Regions from separate parts of the Homo sapiens genome. Here region 1 is linked to region 2. A link is an interaction called in ENCODE POLR2A ChIA-PET data of the cell type or tissue named here. Cell type or tissue: A673. All regions are shown on one strand. Links, peaks and the distances in the headings refer to the core of each region. The heading gives the core; the rest is flanking DNA.

The links. ChIA-PET counts read pairs that join two places held together with the same protein. Peaks named below come from ENCODE experiments on the same cell type or tissue, not always from the same donor. Only the 100,000 strongest peaks of a DNase experiment are listed, where the experiment ranks them.
Region 1: POLR2A ChIA-PET joins it to region 2 with 10 read pairs; 2 of 35 experiments call an interaction of 5 or more read pairs at or near these places.

Annotation. Positions count from the first base shown.
Region 1 is chr14:54,521,281-54,524,091 of GRCh38, reverse strand. CGRRF1 (cell growth regulator with ring finger domain 1) reads right to left here. Exons shown (of 6, transcript NM_006568.3): 2 at 1,499-1,638. Among named protein-coding and RNA genes, the nearest start is that of CGRRF1, 13 kb to the right of the region's middle. In A673, for the core only: no CTCF peak of the experiment used is centred there; no DNase peak of the experiment used is centred there.
Region 2 is chr14:54,668,625-54,671,435 of GRCh38, reverse strand. The region is part of intron 2 of SAMD4A (sterile alpha motif domain containing 4A); the gene reads right to left. It overlaps LOC112268133 (a long non-coding RNA gene), which reads right to left. Exons shown (of 2, transcript XR_002957606.2): 2 at 2,782-2,811. Among named protein-coding and RNA genes, the nearest start is that of SAMD4A-AS1, 18 kb to the left of the region's middle. In A673, for the core only: no CTCF peak of the experiment used is centred there; a DNase peak (open chromatin) is centred at 1,515.

The DNA of each region.
Region 1 (2,811 bases), core at 146-2,645, 150 kb after region 2:
CAGTAAAGGGATACAGGGAAAAGTCAGACTGCACTGCACTGAGGAGTAAAAATGAAGCAGGCTAAGAGAAGGAAAATGCAAACAGCTTCTAAGAAGCTGGCTGTGAGGGGAAGAAGAGAAATACGGCAGTAGCTAGACTAGGATGAAAAGCAGAGAAAGATCTGGCTTATTTGTTTTCAAGAAACCAGAAATGTAAGCAAGTATAGAAGGGACAGGGTCTCGGCCCAGAAAAAAAGCTACAGAACTGTATCTAGGACTGCCTACTCTTTATTTCTATTGAACTGTCACGAAAGAATTTCAAAGTCCAAAAGTTCAAAATTGAATTCATTGCCTTTCTTTGGAAACTTGCTATTCTTTCTGTACTCCTCATTTTTCTAACAGGATCTGGCTATGGAGGACCCATAGGAAGAACCTGAGTCTTCTTAGACTCCTCTGTTACCTGTCCCATCCTATGCTTTAGCCATAACTACTGTTTCTTTAATGTATCACTCCATTTCTCATCCACGAAGTAAACACCTATCTTCCAAGATTCTACTCAAAAAAAAAAAAGGAGGAAGGAATAAAGAAAAAAAAAGTAAGAGAGACTCAGCATATTCTTTTTTATGAAGGCTTTCCTGAATATGCCTCTTCACCTTAACAAATTTAAGCATCTCTTTCTTTACAATTCTAATGGTTCCTATATGGTCCTGCAGACAACTTATTTTTCCAAGCAAGTACAAAAGCAAACAACTGCCATCTATTACCTACCATCTACAAAAGAACATGTTATATCAAAATAATTTATACCAAAATACCATAGTTTCAGATTAAATGACAATCATTCTGGCCGCGCGCAGTGGCTCACACCTGTAATCCCAGCACTTTGGGAGGCTGAGGTGGGTGGATCATCTGAGGTCAGGAGTTTGAGACCAGCCTGGTCAACATGGTGAAACACTGTCTCTACTAAAAAAACAAAAATTAGCCAGGTGTGGTGGTGCATGCCTGTAATCTCAGTGACTTGGGAGGCTGAGGCAGGAGAATCGCTTGAACCCGGGAGGTGGAGGCTGTAGTGAGCCGAGATTGTGCCATTGCACTCCAGCCTGGATGACAGAGTAAGAATCTGTCTCAAAAAAAATAAAAAGGCAATTGTTCCTCAAAAGGTTAGCAACCTTACGTTAACTGTATTTAGACATAACACATCATTTCTCACTTTACTACAGACCAATAAAAATGGCATAGTGTCCTAAGAGACTTCACTATTAACACCTGTAATACTTCATTCTACTCCTTTGTATACACATCTACCTCTGTTTACTAGGTGATAAATTCTTCAGGAGTAAAGTTTGTAACTTCTTAATCTTTGTATCTGTCATATACAGTACAGCACCTGGAACAACATAGTTGCCCAACAAATGTTTGTTAAAAGTCTAATGAAGGGAAAGAAATAGAGAAAGAAAATAAAAGGGCTAAAAAAAGAGGGCAAACAATGAGAGAAAATCTTTGGAAAACAGCCACCAACTTGTAATTGAAGCTGAAGATGGATTAGTGATCTCTAAGCCAAAAGGATTCTTGACTTGTCTCATTTGCTTTTTGAAAACTCTTGTGCTGAACTGGGTCTCTTCTGAATTTCTCAGAATTACTGGAACATCCCAACCAAACCTAAAAAAAGGTAAAAAATAAAATATTATTTTAACAAATGTTGAAACTTTATGTTATGTGTAAAATCTGTTGTGCTTCATTAGCGATTCCTTTTAGCATTAAGTGTCAGAAAGAGGTTAAATTTCTCAATTTACGTTATTTTAGAGATCCCACAGAACTGCAAAACAGTTGGCCCTCTGTATGAACCAAGTGCACATCAAAAATATTTGGGGACGAGGGGGAAGAATAAAAAATAACAATAAAAAATACTACAAATTCAAAACCAATACAGTATAACAACTGTTTACACAGCATTTACATTAGGTGTAAGTAATCTAGAGATAATTTGAAGTGTACAGAAGGACGTGTGTAGGTTATATGCAAATACTATGTAATGTTATATAAGGGACTTAAGCATCCTAGAATATGGGGGGTGGGTATCCTAGAATCAATCCCCCTCAGATATCAAGGAAGGACTAGGTATTGTTCAGCTGGCTGAATCAACACATTCTTGAAAACAAAGAGTTCTATTGTTAATACTGTTGATAACACCAAAGGAGTATGGAGATTATAGATAAATTATACTTAATTTAACAGCAAACACATGATGAACTTATTGAATTTTTTTAAATGTGAAAAAGAAATATATATTCAAGAGGCAGACTATTGGCCGGGTGTGGTGGCTCATGCCTGTAATCCCAGCACTTTGGGAGGCCAAGGTGGGAGGATCACTTGAGGTCAGGAGTTCGAGACCAGCCTGGCCAAAACATAGTGAAACCCTGTCATTAATAAAAATACAAAAATTAGCTGGGCATGGTGGCGTGGACCTGTAGACCCAGCTACTTGGGAAGCTGAGGCAGGAGACTGGCTTGAACCCGGAAGGCAGAGGTTGCAGTGAGCCGAGATCGTGCCACTGGACTCCAGCCTGGGCAACAGAGCAAGATTTCGTCTCTCAAAAGAAAAAAGAGGCAGACTAATATGATTTATGGGACAACGGAACTTTTTTTTTTTTTGAGATGGAGTTTCATTCTTGTTGCCCAGGCTGGAGTGCAATGGCGTGATCTTGGCTCACTATAACCTCTGCCTCCCGGGTTAAAGCAATTCTCCTGCCTCAGCCTCCCAAGTAGCTGAGATTACAGGCATGTGCCACCATGCCCAGGTAATTTTTGTATTTTTAGTAGAGACGGGGTTTCA
Region 2 (2,811 bases), core at 6-2,505:
CTGTTCTAAGCACTTTCCATATCTCACTTAATCCTTACAACACCCCTAGGTACTATTATTATCCAGATTTCAAAGATGAGGAAGCAGAAGCATGGAGATGGGACCTAGCTTGCACAAGAAGCCACAACAAATAAGTAGTAAAGCCAAGGTTCAAACCCCAGAATCTGTGTCCCTAACAGTGATGCTGCTGGGCTGGGCTGCCTCTTCCATAAAACTCCCATGTCCCAACTCCAGCTAAAATTACTTTTTCCTTCCAAGTTCCAGAGCCCTTCAGTGATCTTTCTCTTACGATCTAACCATTTTCTGCCTCACTTTCGCCACACTTATCTTTCATTTTTCATCTTTCCTGGCAGATGGTAAGCTTCTTGAAGACAGAATCCATGTCTGATTCAACTTGGGTCCCCTCAGCCACGCCTGAGCTCTGCACATCCTCGGTGGGTGCCTGTCAATATTTATCGGTGGAAGGAGGGGAAAAAGAATTCACTCAGCTAAGGGATCTCCTGCTGGAATGAGGAACACTTCCTTCTTTGTGTTCATCTCTATGTGGCTGCAATGTTTATATTTACTTTTGTTGTTTTAGGAGCAATTTTAGCTGCTATTGGTAAGGAATGCAGGTAGTCTTGAAGGTCAAAGCTATGTCTTATGAGCATGGGAGGCAACAGCAGTTAAGTTCTCCTCTGTTCCCTCCACATACAAGAGCTACTTGTAGAGGTGGTAACAATGATATGAAGACAACAATTGCAGCAATAACAACAGCTACCATCAATCACATACCACGTGCTAGGCACTTTATATCCTATATTTGTAATTCTTTCAATAAGCCTACAAGCCAGGCTTTATTATCCTTATTTTACAGATGGGAATTGTGATTCAGAAAAGTTAAGTCATTTGGCCGAGGTCAAAAGCTGGTAAAACATAATGCTGAGGCTTGAACCCAGTTCTGCCTCCCCCAGGCTTCGTCTGGCTCCGTCCTCTACACAGCAATGCCTTTCTTAGCCCTGAAGGAGCTTCGCTTTCTGTAAGAGTTAAGAAAGGCAAGTCACCTGGGCCCATTCATTCTTGGCTTCCTGGATTTCGTGGTTTTGGTCTTTTATGTGAAAAGCTACCCTTACACATGCACATTTCTTCCAAGAAACCAGATGAACGGTAACCTACTTTCACAAAGCTCAGAGAGTCCTTAATGCCTAGGAACAGACTGGACGGCGATCACAAAAATGTACTAAGAGATTTACAAGAGGGTGGTGCAGATGGGGGCGGGGAATGAGGGATGGGGCCAGACAGACTTGCTTGGGGTCAGACAGGCAGAGCGAGAACTAAATGTTCTGTTCGGAAGAAAGGATACATCACTCTTCATTAATCTATAAAGTTGTCTTAGTTGGGCCACAACAAACACTCAGTGCGTTCACAACGTGGCCACAAAAACATTTCACTGGTCTGGGTGTGAACGTTTTTTCTTTACACAGGAAAAGCAGTGCTTTTCACCCCAGGGGGCTGGGGGGGCAGAAGGGAATCCCTCAAAACGCAGCATACACTTAAACATGATTCAGCTCTGATTCATAGAATCTGGAATATTATTCGATTCACTCCGGGATTCTTGGTGCAAAGCGTTCCCTGCATGCTGGCAACGTCATCTTTCCATGCTACTAAGCGACAGACAACTTTCTTTAACATGCTCTGAAGCTCACAATATGTTTAAGACAGACTTTTCTGTGTGTGAGAGAAAAGAGGTGCTAATTATAGGCAGGAACAGCAATACCTAGTGGGGGCCTAGTTAAAAACCAACACCAACAGTGGACTAAAGAAAGGAGTGCTAGCCGGGCGTAGTGGTGCACGCCTGTGGTCCTAGCTACTTGGGAGGCTGAGGCAGGAGGACTGCTTGAGCCTAGGAGTTCAGGGCTGCAGTGAGCGATGATCGCACCACTGCACTCCAGCCAGCCTGGGCAACAGAGTGCGATCCTGTCTCTCTCTAAAAAAAAAAAAAAAAAAAAAAGAAAGAAGCGTTGCTTCTAAAAATAAAGCTCTCCTTAAATATTCTTTATCAGCTTGTTTCAGCCAAACTTGACACATTCGGTACACATTTCAACCCTGTGACTTTTTTCTTTCCTGAGCATTCCGTGGAAAGCAGGTGCTCAGGGAGAGCCTCCAAGGAGGACAGCAGCAGCTTCCCCTTCTCTAACGGGCTCCAGGCTGGGGCATGTGAACCACTGAACAGTACCTTAGCTGTGTCTCCTCTAATGAGTAGGATGTAAGGGAGAAAATGTGGGTCAAGGGTTCAGAGAGCTTCATGATGATCCAAGCTGTAGCTACTGACTCCACAGCCCTGTGGCTGCGCCTCCTTCTCCCACGAATGGCTTAATGGTGGTATTTCTCCTCAATTTAAATTAAAGGAAGATAAAGCATGGTAGCCTAACCTAAATGTCCTCTGCTCTATGGCCTCGGGCACTGATTGGAGGTTCAGCCTTCTTTGTGAACATTTCAGAGTTCCCTGTCTGTCATTCCTTCTTGACCCTGCAGAGTGATATGGTGGAGAGAGAAGAACATGGACTCAGGAGTCAGACTCCCTGGCTTCACACCCAACTGTGTCACTCACCAGCTTTGTGACTTTAGGCAAGTTACTTAACCTCTCTTGCCTCGGTCTCCTCACCTGTAAAATAGAGATGATGAGAATAGTATCTATGTCATAAGGATGTTATAGGAAGAAAACCAGAAGGGGGATTAAATTAAAACAGTAAGTGCCACATAGGTGTTAACTAGCATTTTTTTTCCTTCCTATCTTCTTTCTTTTCCTTGGTTTCTACAAATGTTTATTGA